2 separate regions of the Homo sapiens genome follow, and region 1 is linked to region 2. A link is a loop called in an ENCODE intact Hi-C map of the cell type or tissue named here. Cell type or tissue: ovary. All regions are shown on one strand. Each heading gives the region's core, and the rest is flanking DNA. Links, peaks and the distances in the headings are about the cores only. Region 1 holds the start of LOC105375010 (a long non-coding RNA gene). Region 2 holds the start of LOC124900227 (small nucleolar RNA SNORA48).

What was found. Peaks named below come from ENCODE experiments on the same cell type or tissue, not always from the same donor. Only the 100,000 strongest peaks of a DNase experiment are listed, where the experiment ranks them.
Region 1: a loop joins it to region 2, with 8 times the contacts of the local background. A loop is called at or near these places in 39 of 110 quality-filtered maps.

What each region holds. Positions count from the first base shown.
Region 1 is chr6:29,853,633-29,863,054 of GRCh38, reverse strand. It overlaps LOC105375010 (a long non-coding RNA gene), which reads left to right and starts at 5,669. Exons shown (of 4, transcript XR_926681.2): 1 at 5,669-5,709. It also overlaps the pseudogene MICF. In ovary, for the core only: no CTCF peak of the experiment used is centred there; no DNase peak of the experiment used is centred there.
Region 2 is chr6:30,125,903-30,135,324 of GRCh38, reverse strand. It overlaps LOC124900227 (small nucleolar RNA SNORA48), which reads left to right and starts at 2,383; the gene lies at 2,383-2,520. In ovary, for the core only: a CTCF peak has its summit at 4,115 (motif pointing right); a DNase peak (open chromatin) is centred at 4,124; H3K27me3 peaks cover 476 bases.

The sequences.
Region 1 (9,422 bases), core at 723-8,722, 270 kb after region 2:
AGTAGCTGGGATTACAGGCGCCCGCTACTACACCCAGCTAATTTTTTGTATTTTTAGTAGAAACGGAGTTTCCCCATGTTAGGCAGTCTGGTCTTGAACTCCTGACCTCAGGTGATCCACCCTCTTCGGCCTCCCAAAGTGCTGGGATTACAGGTGTGAGCCACCATGCCCCGCCGTTGTTGCTATTTCTTTCATCCTTTTTGCTTGAGCCTCTTCTCTTCTTTCTAGGTTCCCAGGGAAATTCTCTGTTGGAAGATTATGCCTGCAAGAGGCCTCCACCTGGGAAATGCTGGCCCATGGGGGGATCTCCCTTTTATTAAATGGAATGATTGTTGGTGAAGTGACAGCTAGTGAGCCAGTGACAGTACGGTTCATGTAAAAAAGACCACATACCTAGGATTACCTCCATTTTAATAAAGACACATCCCACACATTATAAGTCCAATGTGATTTGTGAGGAGATTGCTTTGATTTGCTCACGAAAAATATTACTCTACTTTCTTTGAGAGAGTTTTGCAACACATTTCAAATCTCTGCTTCTCATTTCACACTATCTGGCTCATGAGTGAAGGTGATAAGTGTCGTACTATGCTCTCAGGTTTGTCTGTCAGAGTCATAGTCATGTATTACACATAAAGATTATTTTCTTGTTATCATTTATTTATATATATTATACTCATGGGATATAGATAGATATTATTACAGTGCTTAAATGGCTACTACTGATATCTATACATTTTCTCTCTTGGTATATGATATTAACACATAGAATTGTATACTGTTACTTTGGTTTCCAGCAATTGCTGATTAGGTCATTTGGACCACTTCTCCCATTGAGTACAACTAGAAAAATGGGAGGAAAATACATATTTGAAAAGTCTGGTTGAATTTATAGATGGGCTAGCAAAGCAGTGAAGATTTGCTTGGCCAGGAACCAGGAAGAGGCAGAAATCCAGAAGAGCATCTTGAGCTATGGGGCTGCTTTTTTGGATCAGATGCAGTGACACCTGCCTCCCAGGCAAGAAGCCAACTTCTGGGATTCAGAACTAAAGTGTCCCAATATTTAGAAGGTCTCTTGGTCTCTCTAGAGTTCAGTGCTCATTGGCCAGGGCTATGATACTCACACTCATTCCTTGGAGGAGCCAAGCTTCGGGTTTGGCTGCCTCTGGGACATTTCATGCTAGAAAAACCCCAACATGTGTAGATAAATGGTATAGAGGACACCAGCCACCCTTTGATGGAGCTCTGCCCAGTAGTGTCCCCTCACTTCCACTCAGAGACAACATGCCCATTTCACTAAATTCATGAGGACATGGCCAACATAAGTAAGAGAACACCGGGAGGTACCTTGGACAGAGTTCCATGCAGTCACAGCTTTTGCGTCTCTGTGTCTTTTCCCTTCATCTCAACCAGAGAGCATTTGCCGAGGCCGAAGAACAAAAAACTTCAAATATTGGAGCGGAATCTAAGACCACTGATCCATTGTGATCAGGAGGCTGGAGCCATGTGGTCCAGGAATAATGAAGTCTGTGAGGCCTTGGTCACCCCAAGGCTCTCTCCCATTAGAAGCTGCCTCTCACTGCTATCAGGGAGGACCCAGGAGCTGGACATGGCTTTTTTTTTTTTTTTTTTTCATTTCTGATGAGAACCTGGAGAGGTCCCAGAGCATATAGACCTTGATTGAAATGGGGCCAGAGTGGAGTCAGGCAAAAAACTCTAATGACTCAGAGGCACCTAAGTATAAAATAAAATCTCAACTCAGAGCTTCCATCAGAGCATCAGGCTCAGTATCTCCTGTGTTTGCACTGTGAGTACTGGAGCTTGATGAGAAGAAAAATAGCTACATGTGCAGAAAAACATATGTAGTTAGAAAGCTGGGTCATGGTTCAAGGTAAGAGGGACCCTTGTCTTTTCCGTGGTAGATAGTGGGGCTTTCTGCCATCTTAGTTCTGATGGACCAAGTGCAGAAGATAAACTTTCCTGCTTTCAGCTTAGTGACTGGTAATAGAAGCTGGAGTTAAGAGAATCAGTGGCAGCCTCTGTCTCCATGCCCCAGCCCAGTAAATCTAAGCCAGGACTTGGGGCTCTGGCACTTTCTTCTCACTGTGCGTCCTCCTTCTCTGGCTCAAAAGAGAACCACATGTAACAGAAACCAAGGGCTACAATTCTCATAGAACCCAGAAAACTGGACTAGGGGCCTAGAGAGTCATGTGCCTGCCATTGTTCCACCGCTTACGTGCTGTGTGACCTCAGGAGAAGCTCTCTGCTCTTTGAATCATCTGTGAATCATGGACAAACACCTCCATGCTAGCAACATTACTGAAATGCAGGGAGGAACAAGTGATTCAATTGGGAGGAAAAAAAGCAAAGTGATGACATTTACTCCTAGACAAAACTTTTTAGGAAAATGTATCTTAAAAGTAGGAGAAAAACATATAATACCTGCAATCCCCTGCAAAAGAAGCCTCTTTAGCTTACTACTTGTTCATCGTCTTTCTGTGAAATTTGGGCAAAACTAGCTGCCTCATTATCTCAAATAAATTAATGCAGTTGGCGATTCTATGTCAGTTTAGGTCTACAACTTTTGCTTTGTGTGAAACTGAAAGGGAATGGGAACATCTTCATTTTTCTGTGGTGGCCAGGGGACACTCAGAGGCTTGGAAATGACCCTATATCATCTATTTTCAATTGCCTCACTCTATCTTTTGAAATCTCAGGTAATTCATACTCCTAAAAAAATCTCATGTTCATACATAGGACAAGGTAGAAAAGGTAATATTTCTGTTTTAATTTGCTAGGGCTGCCATAACAACGTACCAAAGGCTGGGTGACTTAAATAATAAATATGTGTTGTCTCACAGTTCCAGAGGCCACAGGTGCAAGGTCAAGGTGCTGCAGGGTTGATCTCTTCTGAGGCCTCTTTCCTTTGCTTGTAGATGGCCACTTCTTCTGCCTTCTCAACATAGGGCTTCAACATGTGGATTTTGGTGGCGTAGGAACACAATTCCTCTTGTAACAGTCTGGATCGTCTTTGACAATGGATGTTCTAAAAAATAAAAGAGAGTAATAGACAGTACAACCCTTTGGCTGAAATCTTTCTCTTGGTTTTCTAAAATTTTGGTCTTGCAATAGAAAAAACAAGAAAGAGAACCAAAGTTTAGTTCTTCCCGGAAGGTGAGGCCTCCTCCCTAAGTCTGTGTAATCCCAGACACTAAGACATGGTGCTGTGCAGTTCTCCAAAGTCCTACTCACTCCAGTGATTCTGTTTCTGTCTTTTTAACTGAGCAGAAGAGTCTCTTTCAGGAGAGCAACTTCTTCTGATGCTTTATGGGCTTTATTCTCCTTAAACTTATGGAATGAAAAAGATCTTAATAAAAAGGAAAATATTTGCCAAATTTTTATCATGCTCATAATTTTTGTACCTTTTTAAATGCCCCATATTGTGTTGTTTATTTTTTAAATTTTTTAAAATTGGTACATAATATTTGTACATATTTATGGGATACATGTGACATTTTGATACATGCATAGAATGTGTGTATCAGTCAAGATATTTAGGGTATCCATGACCTCAAGCATTTATCATTTCTTTCTGTTGAGAACATTTTAAATTCACTCTTTTTTGTTTTGTTTTGTTTTTTGAGATGGAGTCTCACACCATCACCCAGACTGGAGTGCAGTGGCACGATCTCGGCTCACTGCAAGCTTCGCCTCCCGGGTTCACACCATTCTCCTGCCTCAGCCTCCCGAGTAGCTGGGACTACAGGCACCCACCACCACGCCCGGCTAATTTTTTTTTTTTTTTTTGTATTTTTAGTAGAGACGGGGTTTCACCATGTTAGCCAGGATGGTCTCGATCTCCTGACCTCATGATCCACCCTCCTCGGCCTCCCAAAGTGCTGGGATCACAGGCATGAGCCACCACGCCCAGCCAAATCCACTCTTATAGCTATTTTGAAATATACATTTTTGTTAACTTTAGTCAGTCTGCTGTGCTATCAAACATTAGAACTTATTTTCTCTATATAATTGGACATTTGCATCCATTAACCTGCATCTCTATATTTTCCCACCCCTACATTCTTCCCAGTTTCTGGGAACTGTCATTCTACTCTCTCTACCTCCCTAAGATTAACCTTTTTGGCTCGCACATATTAGTGACAACATGTGGTATTTGTCTTTCCTTGCTTGGCTTATTTCACCTAACGTAATGACCTTTGGTTACATCCATGTTTCTGCAACTGACAGGATTTCATTCTTTTTTATGGCTGAATTGCATTCCATTGTGTATATATATACCACCATTTATTCATTCACCCATTGATGAATTCACCCATTGATTTCATAACTTCGCTACTGTGAATAGTGCTTCAATAAACCTGGGGGTGCAGGTAGTCTTTTGATATATTGATTTCTTTTCCTTTATATAAATACCCATGAGTGGAGTTGTTGGATCCAATAGTAGTTCTATTTTTTGTTTTTTGAGAAATCATTATACTGATTTCCATAATTGCTGTACTTACTTTCCCAAGAGTGTACAACAGTTCCCATTTCTCCACATGCTCACCACTATCCATTATTTTTTATTTCCTATTAGTAGCCATTCTAAATAGGATAAGATGATATTTCATTATAGTTTTGATTTGCATTTTCCTGATATTTAATAAGGTTGAGTGTTTTTCGTATACCTGTTGACCATTTGTATGTCTCCTTTTGAGAAACATCTATTCAGACACTTTGTCCATTTTTTAATTGGATTATTTGTGTTTTTACTGCTGAGTTTTTTAAGTTCCTTGTATATTCTAGATGTTAGTTCCTTGCTGGATGAATACATAGCAAATATTTTCTCTATTCAACAGGTTGCCTCTTCATTCTGTTGATTGTTTCATTTGCTGTGCTGAAGCTATTTAGTTTAATATAGTCCCACTTGTCTATTTTATTTTTGTTGCCTGTGCTTTTGAGGTCTTAGCCATAAAGTCTTTGCCCAGACCCATGTCTGGAGTGTTTCCTGTAAGCATTCTTCTAGTAGTTTTATAGTTTTGGGACTTACATTTAAATCTTTAATCCATTTTGAGTTGATTTCTGTATATGGTGGGAGACAGGGTTCTAGTGGTATTCTTCTGCATCTGGTAGCATTTTCCCAGCTCCATTTATTCTCCATTGTTGCTTTTGTTCTTTCTCCATTGTATATTCTTTACCAAAAATGAGTTGGCTATCAATGCATGGATTTATTGTGAGTTCTCTTTTGTATTCCATTAGTCTATGTGTCTGTTTTTATGCCAGCACCATGCTGATTTGGTTACTATAACTTTATATTGTATTCTGAATTCAGGAAGTGTGATACCTCTAGCTTTGTTCTTCTTGCTCACGATTGCTTTGGCTATTTGGGATATTTTATGATTCCATATGAATTTCATAATTTTTTCTATTTCTGTGAATAATGATATTGGTATTTTGATAGGGATTGAATTGAATCTGTAAATTGCTTTGGGTAGTATGAACATTTTAACAATATTCTCCCAATTTATGTGCATGAAATTTATGTGTTTCATTTTTTAAATTAATATTTAACAATATTAATTCTCCCAATTTGTGTGTTTTATTTTTTTTCCTTAGAGACAAGGTCTCACTATGTTTCCCAGGCTAGTCTTGAACTCCCAGGCTCAAACAATTCTCCTGTCTCATCATCCCAAAGTGCCAGGATTACAGGTATGTGCCACTGCGCCTGGCTCTTCCAGTTTTGTGTACTCTTCAATTTCCTTCATCAGTGCCTTATAGTTTTTGTTTTACTTCCTGGGGTAAATTGATTCTTAGTTATTTTATCCTCTTTATGATTTATAAATAGTTTTGCTTTCTTGATTTCTTCTTCAGATTATATGGTGCTTGTATATATAAATGCTCTGAAAGTTTGCACATTGATTTTGTATCCTGTAATTTTACTGAATTTGCTTATTAGTTCTCACCATTTATTTGGTGGAATATTTAGATTTTTCTTTCTTTCTTTTTTTTTCTTTTTTTGAGATGGAGTCTCGCTCTGTCATCCAGGCTGGAGTGCAGTGGCGCGATCTCGGCTCACTGCAAGCTCCACCTCCTGGGTTCACGCCATTCTCCTGTCTCAGCCTCCTGAGTAGCTGGGACTACAGGCGCCCGCCACCACGACCAGCTAATTTTTTTTTTTTTTTTTTTTTTTTGTATTTTTAGTAGAGACGGGGTTTCACAATGTTAGCCAGGATGGTCTCGATCTCCTGACCTCGTGATCCGCCTGCCTTGGCCTCCCAAAGTGCTGGGATTACAAGCATGAGCCACCGCACCCGGCCAATATTTAGTTTTTTCTGAGTAAAAGATTATGCCATTTGCGAATAAGGCTAAGTTGGCTTTCTCCTTTCCAATTTGGATGCCCTTTATTTCCTCCTCTTGGCTGATTGCTCTTGCTAGGACTTCTAGTGCTGTGTAGAATAAAAGTGATGAAAGTGGGAGTCTTAGCCTTCTTCCAGATCTTGGAGGAGAGGCTATAAGCTTGTCCCTATTCAGTATAATGTTAGCTGTGTGTTTGCCATATATGGATATATCATGGTGTATTATTCTTTTGGTATACTGTTGGATTTTGTTGCTAATATTTTTAATTATTATTTTTATCAGCAACTTTATAATTTTTATTATAAGCTTTTTAAGCTTATAAAATGTACATATACCAAAATAATCAGATCTTCATCAAATTTATCAATGAATTTTGACCAATACAGCATATTACTCTTGCCACTATCAATGTACATAAAGATCCCTTTTTCTCCCTTCAACTCAGCTTCCATGCCTCCAGCAGCCATTGATCTGACGGCTGTCAGGATAGCACAGTTCTTCCTGTTTTAAAACTTCATACAAATCTACTCATCCCATATGGCCTCCCTTGTATCTGGCTTTTTGCGCTTGTTGTAATACCTATGTGATCAATCCATGTTGGTGCACGTATCAGTAGTTCTTTCATTTTCATTGCTGATAATATTCCATTGTATGACTGAATCATGATTTTTGTACATTGGCAGTTATTTCTTGTTTTTTACTATTATAAATAAAGAAACTATGAACATTTTTATGCAGGGATTATCGACAAAATCTTCATTTCTCTTGAGTATATACCTAGGAGTGGAAATGGTAGCTGTAGAGGACTAGCTTGTTTAACTTTATTAGATGATATGAAATTGATTTTCAAAATGGATGTTTTATATTCTTATAGGCAATGGAGGAGAGTACAGATTGTTCCACTTCCTTGCTAGCATTTATAGTTATTAATCATTTTAATTTTAGCCATTCTAATGGTTGCTTAGTGGTTTCTCACTGTGGTTTTACTTTGCATTTTTCCCTGAACTGGCCATTCATATATCTTCTTTTGCAATGTTTCAGATTTCTCTACAGATTGTGGAAGGTGCTAAATAAAGATGAGTCCTCTTTCTCTAGTGCTGGACCTAAAGCAGAATGTTCAGAGTCCCTCCACATATCCCAATCCAGCCAACCACATACCATGTTTGCCTCCAGAAGCTCCTACTCCTTCATCCGTCTTTCACGGTCTATCACTTCATTCTGGCTTAAGCTCACACTCCTCCAGGAAGTCAGTTACTGTGAAGGTCACTAACATGCTCAGTATTGTCATGTCTCCACCTGTCTTTACTTCTCTGTAGCTTTCCTCACACTCAACGACTCCTTTTTATTTTGCTCAATTTCTGTGGATTCACTTCACAAATTTTATTATAAGGTAGTTCTAGCTAGAAGAAAAAATAGAGAATTATAAGAAATCTTTGTGAAGCTGCCACCCAGGTTTGTCAATTTGTGACATTTTAATATTATTGGCTGTATGTAGTATACATAGAAAATAACAGAAACACGTGTAGATAGCCCTGATTTTCCACAGTTCTGTTATGCATGTGTTTCAGTCAATACTGTACTGAGCAAAGCAAGAACTGTTGGTGAATGTGTGTCTTGAATTTGCTGTATGCCCCTATATTCTTACTAAGTTTTAAAAAGTCTCTTGTTTTTGTTTGTTTGTTTGTTTGTTTGTTTTTAACATGGTTTCACTTTGTCACCTGGACTGAAATGCAGTGGCACAAACACAACTCACTTCAGCCTCTACCTGCCAGGCTTAAGCAATTCCTCCCTTCTAGGCCTCTTGAGTAGCTGGGACTAGAGGTTTGCGCCACCATGCCTGGCTAATTTCTGTATTTTTTGTAGAGAAAGGGATTTATCATGTTTCCCAGACTTGTCTGGAACGCCTGGGGTCAAGCAATCTGCCCACCTTGGCCTCCCAAGATGCTAGGATTATGGGTATAGGCCCCCTTGCCTGGCTTTACTTTTAGACTTTTTATAAATTGTTTCTTGCTGATTTTGTTATGCATTTGCTTGCTTTTTCCGTTAACATGGTCTATGAGATGGATCAATGTTCACACAAATAGTTCATTTGTTTTCATTGCTAGATAGTATTCCATGGGAGGAATATGCTACAATTTATCTCTTCCCCACTTCATTGACCTCTACATAGTCTTTATTAAAGACACTGCTGCAATGAACATGCTGGGACATTGCTTTCTGGTTCCAAGAATATGTGAGCTCCCCTAGGATATGCATGTAAGAGTGGGGTCACTGCACCCTTCCCATATGATGCTACATGATGTCAAATTGTTCTCTGAAAGAAATAATCCAAATGCCTATCAGTAGGGAGCTGGTTAAAAAGCATTGCATTCAAAAAGGGTAATCTCTATTTTAAAAAATGCATGCCTATACAGTGGATTGCCAAGAAATTTTTGAACAAAAAAAAGAAAGACATAGTGTAGTTCTTGATATTTCTTCATGGGATGGTCTCCGTGATACAATGGTAAGGGAAAACAGCAAGGTACAGAAAAGCATATGTAGTTTGCTAAAATTTGTGTGCAAAGGGAGAAAGAACATACACATATACATTTATATTTGCTTGCACAGTCACAAAATACCTTTGAAAGAATAAGCACTGCCTGATGAGTTTGGAGTGAGAGATGGTCAGGATGATTTCCCGCACAGTCAGGTTGTTTGAAGGGAGGGGAAAAGAGCAAGCAGCAAGTTTTGTGTTTCTGCAAAGACAGAGACAGTGCAGGAGACACTGAGAGCCTGGAGTGTCCGGGAAACCCGAGTCTTTCTGCCATTTCCCCACTTCTGTGTATCTGGCAGGGGGTGGTGATTTCTCATCCTTGAACCTAATTGCACTGTCAGTTGGCCCCTCAGGCCTGGGCAGATGGGATGGTTCATCCCCTGCCCTGCAGCAAGAGGGCCCTGTCCAGGAGGCACCCACAGCAGGGGCAGTGCAGGTCTGTGGTCGCTCCTGCTCTCACCTGTGGTGTCTCCTGAAGAGGGATTGTCAGTTCTGGTTCCCCGTGGGCGGGAACGGTTGCCTTGTAGGTTAC
Region 2 (9,422 bases), core at 131-8,130:
GCTAATGAGGTGACTCTTGGAGGAAGAATGGGGGCTGGTTGGCAGAAGAACCATGTGATTAGAGGGTGGGATCTTTCTTTCTTTCTTTCTTTTTTTTTTTTTTTTTTTGAGACAGAGTTTCACTCTTGTTGCCCAAGCTGGAGAGCAACGGCACTATCTCAGCTCACTGCAACCTCTGCCTCCCAGGTTCCAGCGAATCTCCTGCCTCAGCCTCCCGAGTAGCTGGGATTACAGGTGCACACCACCATGCCCAGCTAATATTTTGTATTTTTAGTAGAGACGGGGTTTCACCATGTTGGCCAGGCTGGTCTCGAACTCCTGACCTCAGGTTACCTGCCTGCCTTGGCCTCCCAAAATGCTGGGATTACAGGCGTGAACCACCACGCCTGGCTGGTTGGAACTTTCAGTCTCACCTCTGACCTCTGGGGAGGGGAGAGGAGCCCAGGGACTGAGTTAATCACCAACAGCCAGTGATTTGATCAATCATACCTAAATAATGGAACCTCTGTAAGATCCTGAACAAAGAGGTTTGGAGAGATTCCAGGTTGGTGAGTGCATCCACATGCTGGGAGGGTGGCACATCCCACACTCCACCGGGGACAGAAGCTCCTGTGCTCAGGATCCTCCCAGAACTTGCCCTTCATCTGGCTGTGAAATTACCATGATCCTGGTGATTTCAAAGACTATGTACATGATCATTTAACACCAAGGCCTTTCAGTTCTTGTCCTGCTCACATCCAATGACCTTTGCTTTTGCCACCCACCCTAGTGGCCACTCTCTTGACCTTGTCAGGATTCAGATTTCACCACCTGAAATTATAAATGTAGGCATTGTACTCACTTATAGTTCTCTTCCTAAGGCATTTCCGACAATGTCTGTTTTTTAACCTTCAATCCTTGACCCCTCCACAATCTACGTTCCTGTCGTATCTCATGAAATAGTATAAGAAACAAAAATGTGGACAGATTAAGTAACCTGCCCAAGGCCACAGTGGTGTAAACATAGAGCTGGGATTCAGATCTGGGTGTCTCTTATCCCAGCCCATGGGCTTCATTACCATAAAATGTCATCTCTCTATATATACCTTTTCTTGCTCTTAGAAAGGATTCAGTAAAAGCTTGATAAATGGATGGATTAATGGACAGATGGAAAGATAGATTGATAATTAGATGTATGGATAGACAGATGAAGAAACAGCACTTTGTACCAACTTATAGTACTGACTATATAGTAACTTCTACTAGTTACTTAGGTACTTTTCTTGATTTTCCTACTGGTTTATTGAGCAACTTGAAGGCAGAAATCCACTGTATTTAACTAGCAGTAGCTTGAGAATGTTTCAAATGTAGAAACCATAAAAGGAAAGAAAGATAAATTCAGCCACATTAAAAAAGACCTGCATGGGGGAAAAAAAACCGTAAGTGCAATGTCAAGAGACAAATGACGAAATACCATTGGAAGAAGAAAAATATTTACAACTGCCATCAAAATCAAAGGGCTAATTACCTTTTATATACAGCTCTTGCAAATAAGAATTTATCAACTACCAAGAAGAAAATTGGGCAGAGGTATCTCAGCAGACATTTCATAGAAAAAGAAATACCAAATGTCTCTAAAGCATATTAAAAGATAATCTCAATCTCATGAAGAAAATACAAATTAAAATAACACTGACATACTATTTTTCCTATCAGATTGACAGAAATCCAAACATTTGGTAACACAGTGTTGGTAAGTGTGTGAGGAAATTGGCACTCCCATACACTGCTGATGGGAATGCCAATTAGTACTCCTCCTTTAGAGGAGTAGGAATTTGAGAATTTCCTCCAAGATTACAAATGTACATTCTCTTTGAGCCAGCAATTCTGATGTTAGAAATTTTACATATATATTCATGCATATGTGAAATAATATATGCATATACCTATTGCATCAATGTTTTAGAAACATTTGCTTCAAATTTTAGAAAAAAAACAAATGTTCATCAACGGAAGTTAAGCTAAATAAACTAGCTACATTCATACAATAGAACATTGTGCAGCCATTAGTAGGGGGTGGGGTGTGGAAGGGAACTTTTGCTATTGGAATAATCTCCAACATAAATTGATACATTAAAAAAAAAAAAGCTTGGCCAGGCATGGTGGCTCACGCCTGTAATCCCAACACTTTGGGAGGCCGAGACAGGTGGATCACGAGGTCAGGAGATCGAGACCATCCTGGCTAACATGGTGAAACCCTGTCTCATTAGCCGGGCATGGTGGCGGGTGCCTGTAGTCCCAGCTACTCGGGAGGCTGAAGTAGGAGAATGGCGTGAACCCGGGAGGTGGAGCTTGCAGTGAGCCGAGATTGCGCCACTGTACTCCAGCCTGGATGACAGAGCCAGACTCTGTCTCGAAAAAAAAAAAAAAAAAAGCTTAATGGTGCCCATCTCACATCAGACAGGAACAAAGCAACCCCCTGTTTATCCCAGCTTGGCTTCTGGTCTATGCCCATGCCTGGTTTATGCTTTGGACACATAGATTACTGATTTTAAAAAATAAAAATAAATTAAATTTAAAAGCAAGGTACAGAACAGTGTGTATAATATGCTATTATTTGCACAAATCGGGGAAGAATAAATATTCTTATTTGCTTTTTATGCAAAGAACATCTCTGGAAGAATATATCAATGAACTAGTAAAATTTGCTTCTGGAGAGAGAAACTAGATGTGTGGAAACCAGGGGCAAGAGGGAGACTTTTTCCTGTGTTTTTAAAATTTTGAGCCAGCAAATGTGCCATCTATCTAAACAATTACCTAAATTTTAAAATGTTTAAGAAGAGGATGGTCAGAATGAAAGGAATTCTGGACTAGTCAAAGAATCTGGATTATGGTCCTAATTGTGGAGATTTGTAGCTTCATGTTCAGGGGCAGCCACAACTTCAGCCTCCTTTACAAGAAAGTGGACAAAATGTCATAGCTGGAAATGGATGTGCTTCATAAACTACAAACTAATGCGCAACTGTCAGGGTCCTTATTTCCCTGAGTCAGCCTATTCGGCATAGCTCCTTGAATATATTAGGTGCTCAGTAACTGTTTTAAAGGAGTGATCTTATCTAATTTCTCATGCTTTAAAAATACTGGAGCCAAGAGTCAGGTGATTTTTGTCTTCTCTCTCTCCTTTATGACTCTTAATTGCCTCTGTTTTGACATTTCCCAGCAGGGAAGACCTAACTCCTACCTCTTTCACACAGCTGCTCCAAACCCTTCACATCAGTGGAAGCCCAGCTCAAGTCCCAGTTTCCTGAATGAAACTTTCCTAACAAGTCAGTCTTCATTCTGATGAATGGGGGCTGAGACCTAGCCCAGAGGTTGCTTGCCAAGCTGTGGGCTCTGGCTCAGGGCAGCAATGGCCCCAAGAAAGTGAACTGATCCATCCTAATTTTCACAAAGGTGTCAGAGGGGCCTGCAGGTTCTACATGGATCTCTCTTTCCTAAATCACCGTCTCATTTATTACCATTTGATTTTTGCCAACTTCCCTGGCTTTGGCTCACATTTAGCTTCATGAGGGATAGGACTATGTCTTTCTGTCTTTCCATACTCTCCTATGCCTATCCCAGGGCTGGGCACCCTAAACCACTCTCTAAGGGTCTCCAACTAAGTCCTAAACTCAAATCCCAGCGGTATTTTCTCAGTTCACATCCAAACTGATGACTCAAACTTTAGATCATCAGCAGTCCCCTCCTTAAAATTCTCCTCTCCACTGGCTCCTGGGTTCCCTCTCACTTATTTGATCATCCATAAAAGGAGATCTACTCTATCTTAGTGCAGCGAGGTGGAGCTACGTGGACTTCACAGGCGGAGTGTCCGGATTCAGATTCCCATTCTACCGATGCACAGTTGTTAGCACTATGCAGATCCTGTAACCTCCCTGAGGCCCGATGCCAGCTTGGTATTACTATCCCTATTGAGTTTAAACTTCTGTGCATTCTTAAGTGTTCCATCACCACCTCAAGTTCAATGTACCTTCGAATTATTCTTGCCTGGATTATCTGCCACCCTCCCCAGAACAGGCAATGAACAGGGTCATTCAGCTGTTTTCGGCAGCTGTCTCTTGATGGACAGTAGGTGGCGCTGTCTTTCAAGACAGGACACCATTTCGCTTCACCTCCGGAAGGTGGAGCATTGTTGCCAAGACTCTAGGGCACTGGCAACCGTCTTTTAAACGGTGGCTTAAAAACTGATAGCATAATTCCTCAGGGCAAGAAACATCTGGCTGTGGAAAGCTAGCCGTGAAATATGTAGACTGAAGATGGAAGGAAAGAGAAGGGAAGGGGAGCATAAAACTGTGTAAGAGGAAGAGGGGTGGCCCAGGAGAGAGACAGAGCCTGCAGGGCTGCAGAAGGCAGGTAACCAACAAGGAAAGTTTACCAGTGAGAAATGTCTTGGGCAGAAATAGTGAAGGAATGTTTAAGAACGGAAATGCCTAATACTGAAACTTAAGTTGTCTGCTCTGAGATTGTGTCCTCTGCTGAAACCTGTCCTTTAGACCAGCACTCAATACTTTTTATCCCTAGACTTCCAGGAATCAAGCAGTCAATCTGTCATGCACAGTGACCTGAATAAGAGGAAATTTAGAGAAATCTCAGGAAAGTTGCTATGCTCTATGTTTGATGAGGCAGTTCTCAGAAAAACAGGGTTGGGGAGGAGCAGGGGTTCAAGATCTCAGATTCAGGAGGCATGGGGGACTCAGCAGAGCCCTTGGGAGCTGCTGGTGAAAGAAATGAGTTATTGGTAGGAACCTCTGAATTCCACCCAGTCGCGTGGAGGAAACAACCTCCAATACAGCATGACCTCACTTAGAGTGTAAAAAGGTTAACTGGTAGAAGCAGACAGTATTAATACAATGGTGGTTACCAAAGTCTGGGCGTGGTGGGCATGGGGATGGGTTGGTCAAAGGATACAAAGTTTCAGTTACTTCAAGGAGGAATACTTCAAGAGATCTGTTGTACCTTCTGGTGATTTGTTAGTAATGGTACACTGTGTTCTTGAAAATTGCTGAGAGAGTAGATTTTAAGTGTTCTCACCACAAAACACGAAAACCAAATAAACAAAACTAAAACAGCCTGAAATGTATTGAGGCTATTAGGCATTCACCAGGTTGTTAAGGAATCCTTATTTCAAGTCCTACAAAACAGCTGATCTTGAGAAGCACAGCCAGATGGACCAGTGTGGACATTACATATGGCGAGGTTGTAGAAAGCAATGAATCCACCCCCAGTGGAATGCGTATGAGGGGCTGGTTTACAGTAAATACTTAACTGGACACACCTATTTCAACAAAAGGATAGGGTTACACAATCAGCCACTTCCCTATAATAGGGGAATTTATGAGCTTCCAACTCCAAACTGAGGCACAGGGAAGAATCAAAAAGGGTAAGCAAATGCAGAGAGTGATGTTCGGTGACACAGACAGTACGTCAGCCTGAAGTGGGACCCCAGCGGAGAGACTTCAGGGACAAGCCTGTTGCAGTCGTGAAGTGTGCAGAGGAAGCTCTGCCATTAAGTTCATCCCTTGCACTGGTTCTTTCCAAGACCCTGGAATTCCAAGCAATGTGTTCAATATGGTCATGCTAAGTGTTTTGTAAAATTTGCAAAAGTAACATATTTTAACCACGGTTAGGATTACTGTCTCCTTCCACGTCAACTTCCCTCTGTCACAGTTTCTCTTGTATCAGGTAGCATGTGGGGGTTCTAGCTAAGGGGAAATTAAGTTGGGATTACATTGTTTGAGATTACTAGGATATGTGGTTCATAAGCACTTTCATGTATAGTCAAGTTATTGCTACCCGTCTCAGTGTAGAAGTGGCTTACAGGAACCACCACCCACTGAGATAACTCACCTGACATCAGAGACTAAAGTGAAAGGTCAGAGATCTGTCACAATAAGAATGTGTGCTGTGACATGAGGCACCAGAAGTCTGTGGACAGTGAAGCCAATAAATCCTTTTAACCCCTAGATGTAGAAAATTATAAGCGTATTACTCAGTCTCATCAAAGTCTAGTCAAAATGGAAGCTCTCTTCTTTAGGAATATACTTATTAAATATGCATATACAATTATACATACATCATGAAATAAAATGATCTCTTGCATATTTGCACATGAAATTAATAGAAGTTATTCTGACATCAGAAAAGGAATTGGAAGAAGAAAAAAAGTTTGGTTCCAGCCAAAACCAGCAATTTATTGAAGGGAAGGGATACATTTTAAATAGAATAGATGCCTAGATTGTTTGACAATCACTTGATGAAGAATTAACCACATAAACACATTAAAACTTAAAAAACTTGTTGTTTTGGCATAAAATATTGACATCTACAAACAGTTTCATACTACACCTTTACAACAAGGACTTAACGAAAAACAGGCCAATGACTTTCAGCAACTTAAAAGAGTATTTAAGATTAGTCACTGCCCAAGAAAACTTGAAATGCCCTGAAATCTCAGGCTTACATAGGAAACTCTTCACAGAGGCTTCTCCAAAATTAATAGCACTAAAAATTTGCATATTATTACCAATAACGATTGTGAAATGGATATTAACTTTTCTAAACTTTCAATAAAAACTTTTTTTGCTTAACTATGCTAGACGAAATACCAAATTATTCATTCTCACCCAGGAAAATACATTACAAAAGTGTTGTCGAATGAAGAGGGAATCAAAAAATATAAATGGGAAAATATAGGGGTGGTTCAAGCAGTTATTAGAATTTTGGGGGGATTTTTTGATGTTTGTGATATGTCAGTTTTTAAACATTTATCATTTGCTGTCATTGTTTTTCCTCATTGTAAGTCATATTTGCTTTTATTCTTAATTTTGTCAAATTCTGTATCCTTTTTCTTTTCTTTCTTTCCTTTTTTTTTTAATTTTTTTATTTTGAGACGGAGTGTTGCTCTGTCGCCAGACCTGAGTGTAGTGGCAACGATCTTGGCTCACTGCCTCACTGCAACCTCCGCCTCCCTGGTTCAAGAGATTCTCCTGGCTCAGCCGCCCGAGTAGCTGGGATTACAGGCACATGCCACTATGCCCAGCTAATTTTTTGTATTTTTAGTGGAGACGAGGTTTCACCATGTTGGCCAGGATGGTCTCGATCTCCTGACCTCGTGATCCACCCACCTCGGCCACCCAAAGTACCGGGATTACAGGCGTGAGCCACCGTGCCCGGCTGTATCCTTTTTCTTGAAAAGACACAACACTGTGTAAGCTTTCAAGCCCCACAAACCTGGGCCATCTCCCCGCCCCAGGAGAGTTCTCCGGCAATGGGAGTGGCCCAGACAGGCTCCCCAGATAGGGTCGGTTTCCAACAGGAGCCCTAAGGGGAGCTGAACCGGAAAACAAGTCTGTTAGTAGCGCTGGTCCTACGTGTCAGGGCTCAGTGGATAGAGAAGGAACAGGTGAGAAGCAGAGCCCCCGCCCAGTCCCCAGCGGTCCCCTTGGGAGCTCTGCTCGTGACCGTCCCGAGGGGCTGCGGCTCCGGGGCTCGGGTCGTTTTGAGTTCCTATCTTTGCGGCGGCTCTAGAATTCCAGGGGCAAGGCTTGCGCTCTGTCGTTTGCAGAAGACCGTCGCCAACGGACATCTGGGCCCTCTGGTGTTTCCAGCCCCACCTCCTCCCAGCCTTTCTTGTAACTAACCTGATCGAATGTGTGAATTGGGATTTCTTTTAAAAGCCCACCTCAACTGAAATTGGGACAGTGTAATCAGGATTCCGCTCCCCCGCCTTCACCCCAATCGGTTGCTTTTCAAATACAGCTTTTCTAAAACGCCGCCAGGCACCCGGGCGTGAAGGCGCGCGTCCGGCGTTCCTGGGCGCTCACCCAGTGGTCCGCGCGCCAATCTCCCTAACGTTCCCCAACCACCGTCCGAGCTGCCCCACTCTTCGCCCGGTCACTGATGCAGAGGCTGTCAGGCCTCTCTGCGCACGAAACCCATCACAGCACCTGGGCCAGCAGCCAGTGCCGGGCTGTCCTCTTCCCACCCCAAGGCGGTCCTCTTGAGTCTTCACACCGCCTCCTTCGGATCCCTCCCCATCCTGAGGACTTCAGGTTGCCGGCTCCTCACTTGGGTCCTGCGCACCTCGGGCTTCTCACAGAGTAGCCGTCTCCATTCTACGGATAGGGAAACAGAGGACCAGAGCCCCGAAAGTCGTACGCCCCAAAGCCCCTGAGAGTGGTCTCCAAATGCTAGTGCTGTGGCTCTGGAAAGATTCATTTTATTTCCTGCAACAAAGGCAGCCTCAGAGAACTGGCCTCCGAGCCTTTTCCGTGCAGACCCCCAATCTTTCAAGACACCACAGACCAATTCAGTTGGCAAAAGCCCTAAGAACAGTACACCCCAAACCAATGGAATAAAAAAGTTTTGTTTAGTTGAGACTGCAGAACTCTTAGCTGGCTTACAGATTTCTAAGGCAGCATTTGGCACCTCTGTTTGCTGTTTGGCTCCTCTTTCGGCCTCTAGAGCTGACTGCAGCTCCAATCTCCTTGTCACATCCTGGTCTGCAAACTGAGACCTCACAGGGGCCTTTACACCGTAGGGCAACTCCTTATGCCGTTGTCACACTGAAGCTAGAATTCTCAAAGCTGGAGCACTTAGGTGTCTGCATTTTAGAGGTCCCAGCCTGAATATATGCACAAGCAGGGTTTTGTTTCTGAGCTCAGTGAAGAGGACTGCTGTGACTCCAGCTCTTCTGAAATATTAGATGTGTAAAATGCAAGATTCTCTTCCAGCCTTGACTGGAGGTGATGTGGCAATGTGTGTACGCAAGAAAAGTCCATGCAGACTTTATACAGACTTTACTACTACAGACAAGAGAATCTTTCTGAAAGCTAAGGCCCAGAGAAGAGCAAACTACTGAAAAACTAAGGCCTGCATCAGAAGGGCTTCTGCTTCCATTAATGGACTGAGTAATTCAGACCAAGCCTCCATTTGAAGACAACTAAAAATGCTGGGTAAAATATTTTTAAGTATCTTACTTAAATATTCAAAGGTTAGTGAGGAATTGCTGGGCCAAAATTTGGGAAAGGAAAGGAACATGGAGGTGAGCCTGCAACTGGGGTCGCTTCTGTTCTGGGAGCATTTGCTGAAGAGAGTTTAAGAATCCAAGCTGCATTTTTGGCAGCCTTTAAAGGCTTAAAGGGAGTAGAAATGGTGTCCCAGCCCAGAGAATCTCAAGTAACCATTGAACTTGTTCAAAGTGACTCTAAACTGCTAGTGTCAAAAACAATCATTCTGGGAAGAAGATAATAGCATCCTAGGCCTCAAATGCATCTAGCAAACAAGCAAAAATAATCAAGCCCCAGAGAGGCGAGATTGCCATAAGAAAAGCAGAAACAGGCCAGGTGCAGTGGCTCATGCTTGCCATACCAGCACTTTGGGAGGCT